Linked DNA regions of Homo sapiens: region 1 is linked to region 2. Evidence: chromatin contacts called from ENCODE Hi-C or POLR2A ChIA-PET data. All regions are on one chromosome and are shown on one strand. Each heading gives the region's core, a stretch centred on a gene start or an enhancer-like site at or near the end of the contact. The rest is flanking DNA. Distances are from core to core; before and after follow the strand shown.

Region 1 (5,768 bases), core at 2,478-4,977, 98 kb after region 2:
CTTTCTGTGATGATGAAAATATTCTGTATCTGCCCGGTCCAATATGATAGCCACTAGCCACATATGGTGATTGAGCACTTGAAATGTAACTAGTGTCAAGTGACTGAGGAAATGAAACTCGAATTTAACTTAATTTTAATTAATTTCAATTTAAATAGCCACATGTGGCTAGTGGCGACCAGATTGAACAGAGCAGATACAGAAGAGCAAATAGCAGTGATAAATGAGGCTGGAAAAGTCAGCAGGGTCCAGATCTGGAAAAATTTTGAGAAGTACATTAATAATAATAGACGTTATCTTGAGACCCACAGAGAATCCTGAAAGGGTTTTAAGTTCCAGAGAATAACACAATCACATATGTGTTTTTGTTTGTTTGTTTGTTTGTTTTTTTGATACAGAGTCTCGCTCTGTCACCCAGGCTGGAGTGCAGTGGCACAACCTCGGCTCACTGCAACCTCCGCCTCCTGGGTTCAAGCGATTCTCCTGCCTCAGCCTCCCGAGTAGCTGGGATTACAGGCTTGCACCACCACACCCAGCTAATTTTTGCATTTTTAGTAGAGACGGGCTTTCACCATATTGTCCAGGCTGGTCTCAAACTCCTGACCTCTTGATCCATCTGCCTTAGCCTCCCAAAGTGCTGAGATTACAGATGTAAGTTTTAGAAAGATAATTCTGGCTGTCTTGGGGAGAAAGATGGGAGGTGGGTAGAGACATTGATCTTGTCTTTAGAAGTTTCATCTATAAGGGGAAAGATGGGAAAAGAAGCAGAAAAATGACTGGAGGATATCTCAGAGATACAAAGAAGTGTATAATCGACCACACCCAGCCACATACAATACTCATATATGTATTTATATACGTTGCACATAGTATTTGTTAACAGTAATGACCCATATTTCTTGCTTTTTTCCTAGTTGCTCACAGGGCAACTAGCCTCTTAAGCGTTTCTGGGTGTCCCCAAAGGTACCTGAGCTCAGAAGTAAGTCTGTCAACAGAGTATCCATGCAGCATCCACCTTGTACATTTTACTCCGCTCTTCTCATGGTCCTCACCACTGAGGCTACTTTTGACTGTGGCCATGCTGAGAGGTGACAGCGTGCTGGCAGTGGTGACAGCGTGCTGGCAGTCCTCACAGCCCTCGCTCGCTCTTGGCGCCTCCTCTGCCTGGGCTCCCACTTTGGCGGCACTTGAGGAGCCCTTCAGCCCACCGCTGCACTGTGGGAGCCCCTTTCTGGGCTGGCCAAGGCCGGAGCCGGCTCCCTCAGCTTGCAGGGAGGTGTGGAGGGAGAGGCGCGAGCTGGAACTGGGGCTGCACGCGGCGCTTGCGGGCCAGCTGGAGTTCCGGGTGGGCGTGGGCTTGGCGGGCCGCGCACTCGGAGCAGCCGGCCGACCCTGCCGGCCCCTGGCAATGAGGGGCTTAGCACCCGGGCCAGCGGCTGCAGAGGGTGTACTGGGTCCCCCGGCAGTGCCAGCCCACCGGCGCTGCGCTCGAGTTCTCACCGGGCCTTAGCTGCCTTCCCGCGGGGCAGGGCTCGGGACCTGCAGCCCGCCGTGCCTGAGCCTCCCACCCCCTCCATGGGCTCCCGTGCGACCCGAGCCTCCCCGATGAGCGCCGCCCCCTGCTCCACGGCGCCCAGTCACTTCCACCACCCAAGGGCTGAGGAGTGCGGGCGCACGGCGCGGGACTGGCAGGCAGCTCCACCTGCAGCCCCGGTGCGGGATCCACTGGGTGAAGCCAGTTGGGCTCTTGAGTCTGGTAGGGACGTGTACAACTTTTATGTCTAGCTCAGGGATTGTAAATACACCAATCGGCACTCTGTATCTAGCTCAAGGTTTGCAAACACACCAATCAGCACCCTGTGTCTAGCTCAGGATTTGTGAATGCACCAATGGACACTCTGTATCTAGCTACTCTGGTGGGGACTTGGAGAACCTTTGTGTGGACACTCTGTATCTAGCTAATCTGGTGGGGAGGTGGAGAACCTTTTGTCTAGCTCAGGGATTGTAAATGCACCAATCAGCGCCCTGTCAAAACAGACCACTCGGCTCTACCAATCAGCAGGATGCGGGTGGGGCCAGATAAGAGAATAAAAGCAGGCTGCCCGAGCCAGCAGTGGCAACCCGCTCGGGTCCCTTTCCACACTGTGGAAGCTTTGTTCTTTTGCTCTTTTCAATAAATCTTAGTACTGCTCACTCTTTGGGTCCACACTGCTTTTATGAGCTGTAACACTCACCGCGAAGGTCTGCAGCTTCACTCCGGAGCCAGCGAGACCACTAACCCACCAGAAGGAAGAAACTCCGGACGCATCCGAACATCAGAAGGAAGAAACTCCAGACGCGCCACCTTAAGAGCTGTAGCATTCACCGCGAGGGTCCGCGGCTTCATTCTTGAAGTCAGTGAGACCAAGAACCCACCAATTCCGGACACAATGCTAATGATCTCAGTGCTCTGAAAGCCAGTAATTCTTAAATTGCCAAGAAAGGCACTCTGTTCTCTGTGGAAGGGGGAGTAAAGCCCCTTCCTGAGCAACCTAAGATACAATTCTTGGCTAATCATCCCCTTTATACTCAGAGCAGTTTCTTTACCCATGACCTTCTGGCTTTTTTTTTTCCTCTCTACCCTGTCTAACCCTACCTATGGGATATGAGAAAACAAAACAGAATGACAAAAATAAGTCTCCAGGAACTGATGATGGTAAGGTGCTATTGGGTCTGTCCTAAATAATTTTGTTTCCCCCTTCTAGAAACCAATGCAGACATGCACATGCACATTACATCCCCCACGTCTTTTCTGGCACACACCACACAGAAGCACATACACTTTATGCACAAAGACATCTTCATCTCCTAGCACTTCAGGGGACATTCCCATACAAGGCTGAATTCACTTGGGGTTGAGCCAGCACCACGCCTATTCCATGTATGTTTCTGCAAAAGAAATGGACGAAGGAGTACATAAGCAATCACAGCTCAACAGTCAGATATAGTAATACTATGCATGGAGTTGGAGCAATAGCGTGGCATAAAGTGAAGTGCATGGACCCTGGTGCCAGCCTGACCTGGATTCAAATCTCACCCTGGTCACATTTACTAACTGGGTGGTCTTGGGCAGATCACTTAAGCACTCTGAACTTGTTTTCAATTCTATAAATACCATCTCTTTGGAGGGCTGTAAAAATTAAAAATAGCACATGCGCAGTGCCTGTACCTAGAAAGTGCTCAATAAATGAAAGCTGCTGTTACTACATTGGTGTTGGAAGCTCGGGATGCCACTTGTGAAGGGGGCACAGAAGAAAGGTCAGACTGCCACCATACCCTGAGGGCTCATCTAGTATAGTTCCCTCATTTTATGGTTGAGGACACTGAAGCCAGAGATAGGAAGAGACTTGGTCAAGGTCACACAGCAAATCAGTAACAGAGCCAGGCCAAGATTCCAAGTGTTTCTGGAAAGGTTCAGCCCAATGCTCTTTTCTGCAGCCCCTATTGTCCTCTGATATGACAATGTGTACTCCTGTTCTGCCCCTGGGGATTGTCCACTCAATGGGTGGGCACGAGAAAGAGCAGATGAGGTGTTTGTGGTAAAGCCTAAGCCAGTGCAGCCATCCCCGTCGCCATGGCAACCCCAGCGCGGTTGGGGAGGACCCGCTCCTCCGGCGCCCCCTCCCATTCACGCAGCGGACGTGACACGTGCGGCGGGGTCACGTGTTGTTGTTGGGCCGGGAAAGCTGCTTCCGGGTCAATGCAGGACACTGGGCTCCGGCGGCCAGAGTGGGGGACTAGGTGAAGCGGCGCCGGGCCGGGGCTGGCCGGGACCAGGCCCGAGGCTGAGCGGCGGCGACAGCGGTGGCCGGGAGGGGGGAGGAGAGGCGCAGCCAGAGGAGCCGCCGCAGTAGCTCCCCCGCCTCCCGGGCTGAGGGGTGAGTGGAGCCGGGCCCGCTGGCTCTGCCGGGCTCTCGAGGCCCGAGGCGTTCCCCTCTGGAGCCGAGGCGCGGAGGGTCGCTCCTGCAGGGTGCTGGGATAGGACACTCGGGGAAGGGTGAAAGCCACATGGGGCCTGTCTCGAGCAGCTGTGGGGATGGGAGACCTGCCCTGGGGCTAGAGGGAGGATGGGGCCTGCCTGGCCTGGGCTATGGCGGAGCTGGGAGGGTCTTGGGCTGGGCTGGGCTGGGCTGGGCTGGGGGACTGGTCCCGGGTTGGAGGAGGGCGTGTTGGGGAGCCTGCCCGGGTTCCTGGGAGAATCTAGGCGTCTCACCTTGCCCCAGCGTGGGGGATGGGTAGATGCCTCCCAGCTGTTAGAAGAGGGAGACGTGTCTGGGACTGCTGGGGAAATAGGAAACTTGTCTCTGAACTACTGAATCCCAGAAAAGAGGACATGTCCCCAGGGAGGTTTGCTGGGGGAAGGACGGGCATGTCTAGGCCCTTGGGACATTAGGCCTGCTCTTACCAGGGGCTGATAAAAGGATGTGGATGTGGTAATTGAATAAGGGCTTTTGGGAGAAAAGATTTGCCCCAAGGTTGGGAGACTGAGAACGAGGGTGTTGGACTGACAGGCGGGTGCCTTGTCGTGGGATCTTGGGGGAAGTAAGGATCTGTGTGGAGCTTCTCTGTTGAGTTCTAGGTCCGCTAGTAGGAAGACATTCTGGGAATTGGTGAAGAGAGGAGATTTAATAGTCTTTTCTTGGGACACAGTGATTCCAGAAGTTGTAGTTGAGGAAAGTTGGTTGGAAGTGTTGAACTGTATACAGTCAGTGGAGAAAGGAGGAGCTCTACTGTGAAGGTTGCTAGGCTACAAAGAGCTTGTAGGCAACGCCTAGGGCTGTTGAGAGAAGTTGGTAATGCTTTCAAGTCCAAATACAGGCTGAGCTGGGGCTTGTCCCTTGTTCATGTCATGCTGCTGTGGAGCTCTTACGTTTCCAGTAGTCTATCTTGAGCAAAGAGTATGAATAGGTGCTGAGGACTAAGGAAAACATTCACTCTTTGGGTCCTGAGATGCATTAGACCCAGATCTCTAGGGTGGTAGCTTTCAAACTTAAAAAAAAAAAAATTATGCCCCACAGTAATAAGTATGTCTTACATTCAGATCTAGTACATACGTAGGTATGAAGGGAAACTTTCACAAAGCAGTATTTACCCTTATTATATGTGATATGTTCTGCTAATTTCTATTATATTCCACCCTCTTGCATTAAAAAAAATGCTGGCTGACATTTACTAAATTGATGATTTGTGGGTCACAACTTGCAGTTTGAAAAACACTGTTTCTGAAGCACATTTATTTGGTGTCAATCAGTGTCCTCATTCTGTAAGCTTCTAAAGAGCAGGGATGATTCTAAGGAGATGGATTTTTTTTTTTTTTATTTTATTTTGGCCGGGGGAGAGGGAGGAGGGCAGCTAGGTGCAATTGATTGCTTCGGTTTAGATGTTTATACCACGTAGCATATTTGACCTGTGTTTTCTGAAGGACCATAATCTTGATCTTTAATATCTTGATGTTGCCTGATCATTTGATTGATGAAATTTTTTGTATGCGTGTGTGTTTTAGTTTCCTTTATCCTTTGCTGTGTCTGAGAAATATGAGAGGCCTAGTTCCACTTAGTTGCTTTATCACAACATAGTTAAAGAAATTTTATTTTACTGTTCCAATGTTGTGAAGATACACTGATTTTCTTTTCTGCTATTTAAAAACATCCCAAATTCTTCTTACTGCAGTAATTATTATGATATACTTTTTGCTACATGATGAAAAATATATGAAAAATACACGATAA
Region 2 (5,427 bases), core at 681-3,180:
ATGTGCATTTTACCCCTTCTTGAATTAGAAGCCACCCAGATGTGTAAAGAGAGGTGCACAGGAGGTTGGCCAGGCCTGAGTGTGGCTCCCTTGCGTGTGTGAGGTCACCGCTGTAGCAGTCGGTACCGTGGCAGCAGCCCTGGCTCCCCTTCCAGGCTCCTCACCACAGAGTCAGCAGAGCGTTTAGTGGCAGGCTCAACAGTGGCCATTCTCCTACTTGGGAAAATCACTTAACTTAAAAAAATATATATTGAAATAGACATATAGAAAAGTGCACAAATCGTAAGTGACAGCTTAATGAATGATCACAAAGAGGACATCCCTGTGTGATCAATCACTGTCCGGATCAAGAAATATACCCTTAGCGGCATCCTGAAGACCCCCTTGTCCCCACCCACCTCTTTCCTGTTTCACTCTCTACACCTTTCGTCTGCCCAAAGGTAACCATTATTCCAAATTTAACACCACATGACTTCTTGAGTCTCATTCTCCTCATCTCTAAATAGGTTACTGCCAACCTTAGACGTTGCTGTGGGTCTCAAGAACGATCTGTGAAAAAACAGTTTTGGGGTATGACTATTGATGGGCATATGAGCCATGTCAACAAGTGGGACACCTCTCAGAAAAAGACCAAATACACCTTTATCACCCAGGAAGAGTGGCCAGAGGTTCAGAACAATGTCTTCAGCTCTCTTCCTCAAAAAATGGCAGGGATTCCTGAGAAAATGCCCTGCTGCCCTTTGCAGTGGTTTCAACGTGTGCACATACTGATAGGAAATGAGAAGGGGCCAGATGCTGTCCACTTTGTGGATCCAATTGGTCACATCACTGCTCACTCCCTGGGGAGGTGGGGCAGTTCAGGGCTGGTCTCTGAGGCAGAGCTGGGGCCTCCATTCTGTCTAGCAGGAGCTGTAGGGGATGGGGTGAAAAAGTGGGAACAGAGAAGGAGCACAGGGAAGGCCTCTAGAAGTTCTCTATGGCTGTGGGCGATGCCCACAGAAGTTGGTGGTACTTTATTTTACCCAACAAAAACAGTCCTAATAACAGGCCCGTGAATCTCACCATTCCTAATTACAGGGCTGACAAGTGGGAGGGAAAATGAAAGGAAGACAGCGCCGTGAGCTGGTGGCACTGTCGGGCTCCTACAACAGCAGAAACCTGTCGCCTGGGCTTGCCCAGGCCAGCTTTACACAGGCCCCCGATCACGCCTGGAACCCATAGCCTCGAAATAAGTGTAGGGCTGGCTAGGCCAGCACAAGCCCTTGCTCATTAGTTCAGGTCTGCAGGTTGGATCCCCATGTGGACCAGTTAGCTTTGCCCGTTGTCAGCGACCCAGAGCTTAACCAGCTGTTTTGGCAGCCAGCAGGGATGGGAGACAGGCAGAAGAGGGTGGACTCACTGGTGAAAATTCAGTGCCCCTTGTCCCATGGCCTATTGGTGACTGTATTGTGGGCCAGAGATTTTTATCAATAAAGGGTGCATTTGGGTTAGAAATGAGCATATCGGCCAGGCGCAGTGGCTCACGCCTGTAATCCCAGTACTTTGGGAGACTGAGGCGGGTGATCACCTGAGGTCGGGAGTTCACGACCAGTCTGGCCAACATGGTGAAACCCCATCTCTACTAAAAATACAAAAAAAATTAGCCAGGTGTGGTGGTGTGCGCCTGTAATCCCAGCTACTCAGGAGGCTGAGGCAGGGGATTTGCTTGACCCCAGGAGGTGGAGGTTTCAGTGAGCCAAGATCGCACCACTGTGCTCCAGCCTGGGCATCAGAGCGAGACTCCATCTCAAAAAAAAAAAAAGAAAGAAAAAAAAGAAAAAGAAAGAAAAGAAATGAGCATATCTTCCTGAAAACTCAGATAGGATTCAATTTCTTTTCTTGATTCGACATGTAAATTGTTGGTCAATCTTCAGAAAGTCAGGTGTGATGGTGGTGGTAGTAGTGATGTGAGGAAGTGAAACTTAGGCCTCTCTGGGCTTTGCCACATACCATAACCTGCCTGGACCTAAGCTCTCAGTTCCCTTTCTCTTTCACACCTCAACTATATAAACACTGACATCTATAATGCATATTAGTTTTTTAATCATGGGATTTCTTTTCACTCCCTTCAATACCTACATTGAATTTTCTGAAACAATAATTTTAAAAAATAAATAAAATTGAAGTGAATCCTTTAAGTTGCAACAAAATAATAAAGGCTGACACTTCTGGAACATTCCCTATGTTTCAGGCACTGTTCTAAGTGCTTTTTGTGTATTCATTAATTTAACCTCCCCAACATACCTACAAAGTATGTAATATTACTAACCCCATTTTCCAGATGAGGAAACTGAGGTACAAAGAGGTTAAGTAACTGGCCTAAGATTATGCAGTTAGTAAGTGGCTGAGCTGGCCCTAGAGGGTGTACCCTTGGTCAAAACATTCTACTACAAAATCGTTCCCTCAGTTGAGAGCCAAGGATAGAGAATAATGTTAACTGAGCTCCTCTTTCTTGGATTTGTCTATTCATTCATTCAATCATGACTTCATTCAACAAATATTTATGTAGTGCCTGGCACATGGCAGGTTCTGGACACTGGAGATGTATGATGACTAAGGCAGACAAAGGTCACTCCTTCCTGAAGATGGCACTCTAGACAATCAACAGGTAAACTGGTAAATAAACAAGACAATTTCAGGTCATGATTTCCGCTGTGAAGAAAATAAAGCAGTATAATGAGCCAGAGTGTCTCGAGGAGAGGGGCCCATTAAGTGGGCAAGTAGGGAAGGCTGCATTGATGGCATGGTGCTTGAGCTGAGGTCAGAACGGTGAGAAGCCAGCTGGGCCATGGCCAGGGCAGAGCATATGTGGAGGGGAAAGAGTAAACTCCAAGACCCCAAGGTGGAAAGTGAACTTGTCATGTTCAGAAATCAGGATGGGGGTTAGCATGACTAGCTAGACTGTGGTGAATGGGCTGCCGTATCACCAACGCCTGGTGGGCCACGGTAAGGAGTTGGGTCTTTATGAACTTGGAAGTCTCTCGGTTCTTTTCCTAGGTCCACATACACCCATGGTCTGAGGATAGCATTGAGAGTCCACAAAACTAGAAAGGAAGAATTGGCCGGGCACAGTGGCTTACACCTGTAATCCCAGCACTTTGGGAGGCCAAGGCAGGCTGATCACTTGAGGTCAGAAGTTCGAGACCAGCCTCGCCAACATGGCAAAACCCCATCTCTACTAAAAATACAGAAATTAGCTGGGTGTGGTGGTGCGTGCCTGTAGTCCCAGGTACTCAGGAGGCTGAGGCAGGAGAACTGCTTGAACCTGAGAGGCGGAGGTTGCAGTGAACCACATCACATCACTGCCCTCCAGCCTAGGTGACAAAGTGAGACTCTGTCTCAAAAAAAAAAAAAAAAAAAAAAAAGAAAGAAAGAAAGAAAGGAAAAATTAACATCTATATATTTTTCTAAGTTCAAACAGAAATGTAATATTTCCTTCAATTATGAATGTGGTCAACAAAGCTTCATGGTATTAACCACACCTGTGACTTTGTCACCAATGGTATTAATTTAGTGTTGCTGTTAGACACACTTCCAGCTCTTGTTATGTAAAGAGGCACAGATACCACTATAGCACAAAAAGTGTACACATATTTTGATAACTGAATTTCTATGTAGTCATTTTAAAATATTTTAAAATAAGAGGTTAACAGGTATCAGCAGACTGTTAAAGAGGTCCATGGCATAAAAAAATATTAAGAAGGCAGGCCAGGCATGGTGGCTCATGCCTGTAATCCTAGCACTTTGGGAGGCCGAGGCAGGCGGATCACCTGAGATCAGGAGTGTGAGAGACCAGCCTGGCCAACGTGGTGAAACCGTGTTTCTACTAAACATACAAAAATTAGCCGGGCATGGTGGTGCACAACTGTAATCCCAGCTACTCGGGAGGCTGAGGCAGGAGAATGGCTGGAACCTGGGAGGTGGAGCTGCAGTGAGCCGAGATCGCACCACTGCACTCCAGCCTGGGAGACAGAGCAAGACTCCGTCTTAAAAAAAAAAAAAAAAAGCTAGAAGGCGACACGGAGAAAAATGGCATCGTCTGCTTTAGCTTTCCCAAAGACCCCTCTGGCTGCAACGGGAAGAGGGGATTGTAAGAAGCAGGACCTCACATGAGCTCTGTTTACACAGGGAGTTGAATTTAACCCTCACCACAATCTTAAGAAGTATACATTATTTTGCCTATTTTAGAGATGAGGAAACTGAAGCTCAGATTTCTGGTAATTGCTCAGCTGGTGAATGGCAGAGTCGGGATTCAAACATGCATCTGCCTGACCCCAAAAAGCAAGAGGATTGAGGATTCGTGGGCCAGTGAATAGAAGCCTGTAACAAGAGGGTCAAGGGTAAATAGTATCTGCTTGGCCTCTTGAGTCAGCTTGGACCTCTGTGCCGCATAATTTCACCTGCAAATGAACTGCCAGCCCCTTCTTTCCTTAGCGCTGGTTCGTTCCTAAAATCTGCCCTCTATAGGCCAATAACACAGCCCTGTGCCGAGCCAACTAAATATTTCATGGGGACTTTAATTTAACTCTAAAGAAATTCATCCAGCCCCGAGAGTAAGCTGTAACCTCGAGAAATAGCACCAGGGAGCACTTGGACCTGCGGATGACATTGCCACTTTCCCAGGAATGCTAATGCTCCACTGGGCCTCTGCCTCTTCAATCATTGCTGTGGATAGGCCTGGCCCAGTGAGCAGGGATGATTTCTACAAACATGGGCTCGCACTGGTTAGCAAAGACGTGTGTGTGTGTGTGTGTGTGTGTGTGTGCGCGCGTGCACGCGTGTATGTGTGTGTGCGCACATGTGTGTGTGTGTGTGTGTCTGTGTGTTGGCACAGGTGAACAATTGGGTGCTATTTACTGTTCCTTTATTCCCTGATCTTTGTTCCTATATCCTGGTTCTGAAAGAAGGGAGAGGTGGTGGGGTTGGCATCCAGTCTCCCCAGTGGACAAGGACACCAAATATTTTGCAGGTGCCATGTGACCCCTAAGAGTTTCTCTTTGTCTCCAGCCCGCGGCGGGTGGCGTGGGCAGACAGCCTGACTCATGTGGCAGGAGAGCAGATGTGTGTGTTCTCAGGCATGTGACGCTGAAGTCTAAGGGATGAGCCCTGCGGATGCTCGTGTGGGCCAGGAGTGGGAGTGAGCCTCCCTGGCTCCTTCTGATCCCATTGCCCTGCAGCTCGGTGACCCCAGTGAGTCCTGGCAAGTTCCCTGGGCATCTCAATAGGTGCGGGTGGGAGGGAGAAAGCCGCCCGCAGGTAAACTGATCAAAAGACAGGAAGTGAGCAGATAATCTAATTTGAAATGGGCTGAGATACAGATGTTATTCTGCTCAAATGCACAGCACAAAAGGACTGGGGCCTGGGGAGAATTGGGAAGCAGCTCCGTGG

What was found. Hi-C counts contacts between places; a loop is a spot of excess contacts on that map. ChIA-PET counts read pairs that join two places held with the same protein, here RNA polymerase II (POLR2A). Pooled maps may share reads with other maps.
Region 1: a loop to region 2 is called in a map with no recorded cell type, with 5 times the contacts of the local background. The contact joins the promoter of TBCEL-TECTA here to the enhancer-like site in region 2. A Hi-C loop is called at or near these places in 1 of 37 single-sample maps with no recorded cell type and 5 of 50 pooled maps. POLR2A ChIA-PET finds 5 or more read pairs at or near these places in 1 of 52 experiments (MCF 10A).

What each region holds. Positions count from the first base shown.
Region 1 is chr11:121,020,375-121,026,142 of GRCh38, forward strand. It overlaps TBCEL-TECTA (TBCEL-TECTA readthrough), which reads left to right and starts at 3,728. Exons shown (of 30, transcript NM_001378761.1): 1 at 3,728-3,917. It overlaps TBCEL (tubulin folding cofactor E like), which reads left to right and starts at 3,728. Exons shown (of 9, transcript NM_001363644.2): 1 at 3,728-3,917. RefSeq lists silencers at 3,542-3,691, 3,712-3,981.
Region 2 is chr11:120,924,186-120,929,612 of GRCh38, forward strand. The region is part of intron 13 of GRIK4 (glutamate ionotropic receptor kainate type subunit 4); the gene reads left to right. Among named protein-coding and RNA genes, the nearest start is that of TBCEL, 97 kb to the right of the region's middle. RefSeq lists a silencer at 1,945-2,044. Within about 2 kb of position 1,931, at least 2 of the 41 ENCODE cell types and tissues checked have a DNase peak (open chromatin) inside an H3K27ac peak, as active enhancers do.